3 separate regions of the Homo sapiens genome follow, and all the other regions are linked to region 1. A link is a contact called in ENCODE Hi-C or POLR2A ChIA-PET data. All regions are on one chromosome and are shown on one strand. The core of a region is the stretch at or near the end of the contact, and the rest is flanking DNA. Distances in the headings are between cores, read along the strand shown. Region 1 overlaps DELEC1 (deleted in esophageal cancer 1). Region 2 overlaps DELEC1 (deleted in esophageal cancer 1). Region 3 overlaps DELEC1 (deleted in esophageal cancer 1).

Region 1 (3,180 bases), core at 461-2,960:
GGCACTAAGGTTTGGGGGTAGAAGTGACTTCCTCATGATCTCATAGCACTCTAGTGATTCCCTCAGGGTTTAATCACAGATCAGAATGCCCAGGCCAGTACTCATTCCATTATGTAAGGCTGCCTATGACACTGGCTTTCCCTTGAGCTTCTTCATGTGGAGTCCTTGCATCTCTTATGTTTTAAATCCTGGCAGTTTTGGATTGACTTTTCTAAGCCATGTGAACTTTCCTAAAGGATAAAAATGATGATGCCATTGATTGTGGGTTAATATTAGGTTAGCCTAGATGTTCTATGTACTTAATTGCATTAATAGCCCTAACGTACCATGAAGTAGGTCTTCTATTTTAAAGAAGAAGAAGCTGATACTCAGAAATGGAAAGAGGGTTGCCTAAGGACACAGCTTTTAGATGGCACAGCCTGAATTCACATCAAGACAAGTTCCAAAGACATAGTTTAAAGAATCAACGAAGTTATACTGAGGCATCTGATTGACAATATAAGATGGCTGCATGATTAATATTATTTATTCACTTAAAAGAATTTATTGAGCATTTATTATGTGTCTGGCAGTATATGTGGTTTCAAAGTTGAGCATGACATTATTCTATTAAGAAAACAGTGTAGTGGTGGAGTTGGAAATACAAACAAACCCCTCATTTATGTTGAAGCAATTGTTAAATGGATGATTGATCAGGTATAATTGGAATAGAGTAAAAGGAGTGCATCAGTTTGTCTAAAGGGTAAGAGATGGTTTGTCAGAAGAGGTGACACTTTTCTATCAAATAGGTGAGGATGGAATTCAAAGCAGAAGTTGACAGTCTGTTTAGAGAAGTGAAAACAGAACAAATTATGGAATTGTGGAATACTTAGGGAAATACAGGTCATTAGGTATTGTTAATTTGTTAAAATATAAGCAGGGAAGCTAAAAAGATGATATTAAATATACAGGTTACAAGGACCTTATAGGTTTTACTAAGGGAGTTAGAATTGTTCTCTGAGGGCAATTGGAAACCATGGATTGGTTTTAAACAAAAAACGCATGATGGACGTATTGTTTAGGATTGGATTTGATTGTTAGTAATGTGAAACTCTAAATTAATACTGGCCTAAAAACAGTAGGAGTTTGTTTTTCATCTAAAAGTCTGGCGTTACATAGTCGAGGATTAATATGATGGCTGTTTAGGAATTCAATATTTTTTCAACCATCCCCGTATGTGACCTTCAGACTCACATTCTAAACCTATAATCAGGGCAACAAGGTGGAAACAATGGTAAATAAGAAGAGAGTTACACAGAGGTACCAGTGTTCTTTTAAGGAAGGTCCTCAGAAGCTTGCACAAGACACTTCTGCTTTTATCTTATACATCAGAACTTAGTTACATGTCTACACTCAGCTGCATTAAAGGTTGGGAAATACAGTCTTTGCTCTGGATGGTCAAGAGCCCATATAAAAAATCAGGCTTTGTGGTTTTCTGCTAGAACTGAAGGATGGATATTGAGGCAAGTTATCAGTAAGTATTTTCATATTAAAGAGATCACTTTAATAACTCTGTGGAAGATGGACAAAGATATAGGGAAGACACTGAAGATATGAGACTGAGGCTGGTGATAACCATGAGGCTGGGGAATGCTTTCCCTTTCAAATGACCTAGGCTTTGCCCAATTAAGGAAATTACTGTCTTAGAGTTACTTCTTTTCTATTGAGTCAGAGGTAGATATATGTCTCCTTCAGCAAATGAGTCATACCCAAGGTTGGGTAAACTTGTTTAGATATGCAGAGTGAACCACGATATGAACCTGGTTTGGACTGTATCCTTCACAGACTTAAAACTCTGCTCATCATTCTTGTGTCCTCAAATAGCCAGATCAGATTTTTTATTCTGATTTTCTATAGAGCTAAGATAGGTAAGAGGAAGTTTCTATCCATTTCATTCTGGTTAGCTGAGTTAACATGTTTTGTCTGTTAAATATTCATGGAATTAGGATAAGAACATGAGTTTTAGAACCAAGAAAAATGGGAATGAAAAACTCAGCTCTGGTACTAATCCCAGGTTGTCTGGTTTGTGAGTTAGTCCTGATCATCACCACACCATATGGCATCCTCTGGCTCTTGGTTTACTTTTCCCTCTTCCTTAAGCTGTTCATTTTCAAGTAACATGGGGAAAGTCACACCAGTCTTACTGAGTATCCCTAAAAAATGGAGGCAGAAGAATGGACTTGATGATAGAAAAATTTATTCTTGGGCACTAAGCGTGCTCAGCTGGCTATGTCTACCTCCATACCTCCCCTTTAATATTTTTCTCCTGGCCCAACAAGTATGTCCAGGGCCCTATAAAGGAAATAATCCAGCATATGTCTAATGTTGGCTCACCCAGTCCTCATCAGCTTTGAGCCATCTCACTTTGCTTCTAATATTCCTAAAGCCCCTCTTCTTCAGAGTCCCTACTCCTCTATTTTACTCAGTTTCTCTTGATTCTATATCATGGCTTCATTCTTCTCTACAGTGTTTCTAGGAATACGAAAGAGTAGGGATGTTGTCTGAAAACTCCAAGGTTGAGATATAACATACTGTTTAATAACAGAGATGCTGAAATCAAACTGGTATGAATTTACATCTTTCCCTTACTACTATTAATTCTGGACCTTAAGTAAGTTGTGTACCTTTTTCAAGTTTCCTCATCTGTAAGAAGGAGGACAATAATAATTCCTATCTTGTATGTTATTGTCAGAATTTAATGAGTTAACAAATATATGTAATATATATGTTTTATATATATATACACATTTTGGTTTAGTGTTTGGCATATAGTTAAGTACAAAATAAATATTAGCTATTGATATTAATTTTGGGGTTGGAGGTCAAGAAATAAGGCTGGAAAGTTGGGAGGCTCCATTGTGAAGAGTGACTTAATGATTAAGAAGCTGGATTTTGGGCAAGAAAAAAGAGGGGCTTTGGACAGGAGAGTGCATTCATTTTCTATTGCTGCCGCACAACATGAAACTTAGTGGTCTGAAACAACACAGACTCACAGTTCTGGAGATCAGATGTGTAACATGGTAGGCAGATTGCATTCCTCTGGTTTTGGGGAAGCCGTACCTTTCTCAGCTTCTAGAGGTTCTCCATATTCCCTGGCTGGTGGCCAAGCATATTCCGAATTCTGCTTCCGTTGCCACATCT
Region 2 (3,180 bases), core at 385-2,884, 45 kb after region 1:
TAATTCTTTTGGATATATACCTAGAAGTGAGAGGGCTAGGCCACATAGTAATTCCATGTTTAATTTTTTGAGGGAACTTCACACTATTTTCCACAGCAACTGCACCATTTTTACATTCCCAACAGTGTACAAGGGTTCCAATTTCTCTATATTCTTGCCAACATTTATCTTTTTTCTGATAATAGACATTCTAATAGTTGATATTTTATTGTACTTTTGATTGCATTCTCTGATGATTAATGATAGTGAGCATGTTTTCATATACCTATTGGCCATTTGTATGTCATCTTTGGAGAAATGTCTACTCAAGTCCTTTGCCCATTTTTAAATCGTTATTTATTTATTTATTTTGCTATTGAGTTGTTTGAGTTTCTTACATATCTTAGATATAAATACCTTGTCAGATCTTTGGTTTGCAAATATTTTCTCCCATTCTGTATGTTGCCTTTTTACTCTGTTGATTGTTTCTTTCGCTGTGCAGAAGATTTTAGTTCAGTCTCACTTGTTTGATTTTGCTTTTGTTGCTTGCGCTTTTGATGTCACGTCCAAAAAATTATTGCCAAGTCCAAGGTCATGAAGCTTTTCCCCTTCATGTTTTCTTTTAGGCATTTTATGGCTCCAGGTCTTAGGTTTCAATCTTTAATGCATGTTTAGTTGATTTTATGGTCTCACTTCTGCCTGGGCCTAAGCCCCACCCCTCAGACATAAGCATACTCTACACCTGCATGGCTGGGCAGCCCTCAAATATGCCTTGGGTTTTCTCGATCCTTCATGGCTGCACATGTACCGTGTTCCAGGAAGATACCTGTTCACCATTTCTCCATTTGTTTGACTTTTTTTTTTTTAAAGCCCATCTCAGACCTGACTACCTCATGGAGGCTTTCCCTGAAAGCCCATGGCTTGATTAGGGAATCACTCTTCCTTTTTTCATAGCCTGTGTTTTCTCTATTGGTCATGTGTGTGCTGTTTTCTTCAATTCAACTCTGAGTTCCATGAGGATAAAGATAATGTCCTTGTTCTTGGTAACATTCTCATTTCTAATCATAGGACCTAGCATCTACTAGTTGCTCAATTCATAGGAAGGAAGGAAGAAGGAAGGAAGGAAAGAAGAAAGGAGAAAGGAAGAAGGAAGGAAGGAAAGAAGAAAGGAGAAAGGAGGAAAGGAAGGAAGAGAGAACATAGAGGGACAGTTATCACCAAATGGCAGCAGAAGACCATTTGGTGATATGACCATCCTAGAGGAAAAAAAGTGGGCACAGGGATTGCTACACTCTGAATGTTTGTGTCCCCCTAAAGTTGATATGTTGAAAGCTAATCCCCAGTGTGATGGTATTTGGAAGTGGGGCTTCTGGGAGGCGATTAGATCATTAAGGTGGAGCCCTCATAAATGAGATTAATGTCCTTTTTCATGGTGATATGGTTAAGTTCAGCAAGAATTATTTTATGTATAAGCTCTTCAGAAAGAATTTGCAACAGCTGCCCACTATCTGGCTTTGGAGGATCAAGGATGTGTGGCTACTCAGCTACTCCATAAACATTCTAGGGAGCTAAAGAGGAATTTGCTGTTCACCCTGGAAGCCAGTGGGTTGCTTTTGTTTGTTGTGTCTCTGCTGCCATGACTCCCAGATGACACCCCATCTACATAAATGTTGCAGCAAACAGAGATGGAGCCACCAGGTGGATTTTTTCAACCCCAAGAACCTCAGCAAACCAGCAGCTGACAATGACTGAGAGTGGGCCCCAAACACAGGGGAAGGAATGTGGATCTGTCTCGATCTGCCTCATGTGAGGGGAAATGATAAAGAAGGAGTCATAACAGACTGGCAGCAACTCAAGTATTTGGCACTAAAGGCCTCTTCCAAAGAATCATTTTCAAAGATGGGTCTGCACCCCTGCAGAAGTTCTCATGTTTCTATAAATGCTATGCTTGTCTTTCTTTCTTTTTTCTTTATCTTTCTTTCTTTTTCTCTTTTAAAAAATTTTCTGGTCTTTCAGTGTAAAGAATTAGAAGGGCCAGGTCTCAGGCATCAGGTAAAGACTGGAAAAAAATATATAAGGATGTGAAGCAAGCACCCCTTTGGAGAAACAGCAGGTCTGTCTGGAAGGTGTCCTTCTGCCCTCAGGGACCTTCTCTTTATGCCAGCAATGCCAGGCCCACTGAGTTCTTCCCACTTACCTTGGTGTTGACCCGATGCCTGAATTCCCCATCACTTTTTCCAAATGGCTTTCCATCTCTTCTCTTCTCTTGACTATACCCTGGGGAAAAGATGCTCTTTGGGCTTCTCTTTCTACTTTATAAAGTAATTCCCTGCTGACAACAGAGTATAACCATACATTCTTGCCTGACTTTCCTTCAAAGTCATGTCTACCTTCCTCTCATGCTCTTGACTTTTTATTCATTAATTTCCTCATTTCTTCTGTGTCTGTCTCCACCTGTTCCCTGGATCTTCAGCTTGCAGGGATCCCCTTGTTTATCACAATTAAGGTATACATTGGCTTAAAACCCTATTCTACAGATGGTGGGATCTCAATGTCCTATAATGTTCTATGAGGACTCCAGGGATTCCGGCCCTGGTTCAGGTCTCTCTTATTCTCCATCTCTTCACTTCTCCCACTGCCATTCATCAATGATTGGCAAACATTTCCTTTTAATTTATTTTCCCCAAACTCAAAGATAATAATTGTGGATAGCAGACTTTTACTGACAATCCAACATCAGAGTATGCATGTAAAAGTGTGCAACTTTACAGCTGATCATGGAAATTATTTCAGCTCAGCCTGCATTCTTACTATTTCTCTTCCTCCTTCTCTCTTTTCTAGTACTTTAAACCTCCTTCTCCAATATTGTGGTTTATTTCCTGGGTAAAACTGTTTAACTGTTTTATCCTAGCCCTCGCCAGTGCCACTTTTAAATAACAAAATAACCCATGAGAGATTTTTGCTACTTAAAGGCCATTCTCTCCCTTAAGTACAGTTTAATCACTAGATATTAGTCTAACAGCTTTCTGTACTATACATTTGCTCAGTCGACAAATGGCCTTAGTGACTATGGATGTGAAAAAGGAAAGATTCCCACTTTTCTCCTGTAGTTCGATGCTTTACATTATAGCTTCTTTCAAGTCTTGAGAGCAGGTGCCACATTTCATTTGTTTTTATATTGCTGGTGCCTAGTATCATACC
Region 3 (3,180 bases), core at 316-2,815, 41 kb before region 1:
TTCCCCTGCTTGCACTCATTTTCTTTCCTGCTGGCCTGTGAAGCAGTGCCTTCCACCATAATTGTAAGTTTCCTGAGACCTCCCCAGACATGTGGAACTGTGAGTCAATTAAACCTCTTTTCTTTATAAATTACCCAGTCTCCAGTATTTCTTCATAGCACTGTGAGAACAGACTAATACAGTCAGTAATGGAAAAGAGTAAGATGATGGGAGAGAATTTGAAAGGATTTGGTTTAGCTAGAAGATAGCTCTTGTTAAAGTGATACTATAGCTGAGATTGAAAGCTAACTAGGTTTTAAAAATTTGGAGCATTAAGAAGAATAGTGTTCAGCAAGAACAGCAGATGTGAAGGTCCCAAGTCAAGTACAAGACTGATGTATTCCAGAAACTTTTAAGGACAGTGTGTTAGTGTGAATTTCAGAGGCCAAGGAGGAGAATAGTCTGGGATGAGCCCTGAGAGTAGCAGGAGCCCAGTCCCCTTCCCTGCAGAGCTTTGCTAATGTTGGTGAGATGTGGTCTGGAGAGAGACATTAAAACTACTGAAGGATTTCAAGAGAGAAAGTGGCTGTCAGATTTGCATTTAAGACTATTGCTCTGGCTATTGGAAATGATAGCAAGAAAAGTGGGTGAAAACAAGAGTGCAAGTCTGGAAACTAGAAGGAGGTTATGGAAGAGGCACCTTTGCCAGAGATTAGGGTGATCTGGAAATACGATAGAAAATAGACATTCTAGGACGGGCACAGTGGCTCACGCCTGTAATCCCAGCACTTTGGGAGACCGAGGTGGGTGGATCACGAGGTCAGGAGATCGAGATCATCCTGGCTAACACGGTGAAACCCCGTCTCTACTAAAAATACCAAAATTAGCCGGGCGTGGTGGCGGGCGCCTGTAGTCCCAGCCACTTGGGAGGCTGAGGCAGGAGAATGGCAGGTGAACCCAGGAGGCAGAGCTTGCAGTGAGCCGAGATCGCACCACTGCATTCCAGCCTGGGTGCAGAGCAAGACTCCATCTCTAAAAAAAAAAAAAAAGAAAAAAGAAAAGAAAATAGACATTCTAGAGTTAAAAACTCAACAAGCTTGATGCAACCATCTTGTTTCAGGGGAAGGCAATTACTGCACAGAGAATAATCATGGACAATGCCCCTCAAACCTCCACATCCCCAAAATCAGGACATATAGAAGGTTGGAGCAAAAATATAACCTTGGCTAAAATAATTAATAGTGTTCTTCTTGATTCAATTTGCAGGAGACATTCAGAGAAAATATCCACACTCAAAACTGAAATATGAGTGCCACACAGTCATTGCAGCTCACATCTGGGAATTTTCACCAAGCAACTGAAAAAAAGGCTATTTTCAGTTCTTTCATATGCTCTTTTTGTCATAAGTTGGGTTCGGGGGGTGGGGTTCAGAACCACAGTTGCTGTGGTGAGAGAAGCAAATTTGACAGCTTCTGGCAGAGCAAAGCACAAGTATTTCCTGCAGAGTTTTTCAAAGTAAATGGGTCTCCCTCCCTGGGCAGATACTGGCAATCCTTGATGACTCACTTCTGAGGGGCTTAGCCCATCAAGGATTCAAAGAGAGGGAGAGGCCTGGCACCAGGCCCAGTGCTGGTGACAAAGTGGCTTCTTGCCTGCTTTTTTGTAGTTGCTCCAGTGGGCACATCTGTGCCCGGAATTTGTCATGAGACAATGAGGGTTTGTTCCCTGTATCCGAAATGATGACTTCATGATTCTTTTATGGCAGAGTAAGAGTTGGAGCAGAGGAGATAGAGGATTAATGGAGTTAAAGGAGCATATTACAAAGATTGAGTTTCATATTGGTTAAGATCTGGAATGCTTTCTATCTGGCAAACTGTAAAATCCAAAGCATTAATTACATTGACAATAAGGACCCAAGTGTCCTCCCATTTAGCTGTTTTCAAAAGGTATTATGAGTATCCAAGCTGTCAGGGTGATGTGTGTAGACTTTTTTTCCTTTCCTGTGTCAAAAGCATGATGTTGAGCAGTGGCTTTTAACATTTTTGACAATAACCCATAGTCAGAAGTACCTTTTTTTTTTATTGTGACTCTCAACACACACATGTAGTGGAAAAAGTTTAATAAAAAATACCACTGCAATAAGTAACACACACAGTTTCTATGATATTTTACTTATTAAATTATTTCCTGTGTAAAAATGTGCCTGTGACCCAGTAGATTGTTTTCATGACTCTCTAACAGGTTGTGACCTGCAATTGGAAGACATAGATATTGAGGAAAGAACACAGGTCTTGGCTGTTGAGGCTCATGACCTACCTCCCCAGCTGTAGGAGATTTTTCTGTGCTTTAGTATATGAGTAAGCATGAGAGAGGTGATGCTTCAGTAATACACACTCCCAACATTTCAGTGGCTTAAAACAACAAAAGTTTATTTCACACTCATGCTATAATGGAGGCTTGACTCCATATGATGCAGAGATCCAGGCTGCAGGAGCCTTCACATCAACCCTACTTTCTCCTCATCTGCTGCAAGAGCAATTTTACTTCTAGCTCTGACTCTTTTTTTTTTTTTTGCTGTATGGAGCTGGGCAAGTCATAGAACCAGGGCTGACTTTATGTGCATGTGACTTAGGCAGTTGTATAGGGCCTGGTGCTCAGAAGGGCCTTGTGGCTTGGCTTACTACTCTGCTGTCACTGCCTTGAAAGTCTTAATAATTTTTTAACAAGAAGGCTCTTTTTGCACCAGGCCACACAAATTATGTAGGTCATTTGCATACAATCTTTTCTAAGTCTCCATTTCCTCATCTGTAAAATGGGTTAATAGAGAAGAACTCATAGCATTCTTAAGAGGACTAAAAGAAAGAGCATAGTACATACACATGTAGTTTTCAACTTGCTGCCTTTATCTTCAGTAGTACCGCTACAGAAAACTTTTACTTAATCAAGTTAGACTTCTCACCTTGAAAAGCTGTACTTCCTTATGTTGCCCTCCCTACTCCCTTCTGTTTATCTAAATTTTGTTCATTATTCAGGGCTCTACTCTAACACCTCCTCAGGGTCCTCTTCCATGACTGTCCAAGCTGTTTTCAGAACCCCTACCCCATTAATTGTGGATCCCTTCTTTATGACTCACTTACTTTTGTTTCCTCTTCTCCTTTGGACCCTTCCTTGGTTAGGATCCCTCCTACCTCGCCTGGAACA

What was found. A loop is a pair of places that touch in the nucleus more often than their neighbours do. ChIA-PET counts read pairs that join two places held with the same protein, here RNA polymerase II (POLR2A). Pooled maps may share reads with other maps.
Region 2: a map of mammary epithelial cell shows a loop between it and region 1 (6-fold over the local background). The contact joins two enhancer-like sites. A Hi-C loop is called at or near these places in 4 of 168 maps with a recorded cell type or tissue (Caco-2, mammary epithelial cell, prostate gland and 1 more), 1 of 37 single-sample maps with no recorded cell type and 3 of 50 pooled maps. POLR2A ChIA-PET finds 5 or more read pairs at or near these places in 2 of 52 experiments (AG04450 and OCI-LY7).
Region 3: a map of aorta shows a loop between it and region 1 (2.1-fold over the local background). The contact joins two enhancer-like sites. A Hi-C loop is called at or near these places in 7 of 168 maps with a recorded cell type or tissue (aorta, dorsolateral prefrontal cortex, esophagus muscularis mucosa and 4 more), 1 of 37 single-sample maps with no recorded cell type and 7 of 50 pooled maps. POLR2A ChIA-PET finds 5 or more read pairs at or near these places in 5 of 52 experiments (AG04449, AG04450, BJ and 2 more).

Annotation. Positions count from the first base shown.
Region 1 is chr9:115,203,626-115,206,805 of GRCh38, forward strand. All of the region lies in intron 1 of DELEC1 (deleted in esophageal cancer 1), which reads left to right. Among named protein-coding and RNA genes, the nearest start is that of DELEC1, 63 kb to the left of the region's middle. Within about 2 kb of position 1,711, at least 2 of the 41 ENCODE cell types and tissues checked have a DNase peak (open chromatin) inside an H3K27ac peak, as active enhancers do; they include mammary epithelial cell, where a contact is called at or near this core.
Region 2 is chr9:115,249,142-115,252,321 of GRCh38, forward strand. The region is part of intron 2 of DELEC1 (deleted in esophageal cancer 1); the gene reads left to right. Among named protein-coding and RNA genes, the nearest start is that of DELEC1, 110 kb to the left of the region's middle. Within about 2 kb of position 1,635, at least 4 of the 41 ENCODE cell types and tissues checked have a DNase peak (open chromatin) inside an H3K27ac peak, as active enhancers do; they include mammary epithelial cell, where a contact is called at or near this core.
Region 3 is chr9:115,163,151-115,166,330 of GRCh38, forward strand. All of the region lies in intron 1 of DELEC1 (deleted in esophageal cancer 1), which reads left to right. All of the region lies in intron 1 of LOC124902257 (a long non-coding RNA gene), which reads left to right. Among named protein-coding and RNA genes, the nearest start is that of DELEC1, 23 kb to the left of the region's middle. Within about 2 kb of position 1,566, at least 4 of the 41 ENCODE cell types and tissues checked have a DNase peak (open chromatin) inside an H3K27ac peak, as active enhancers do.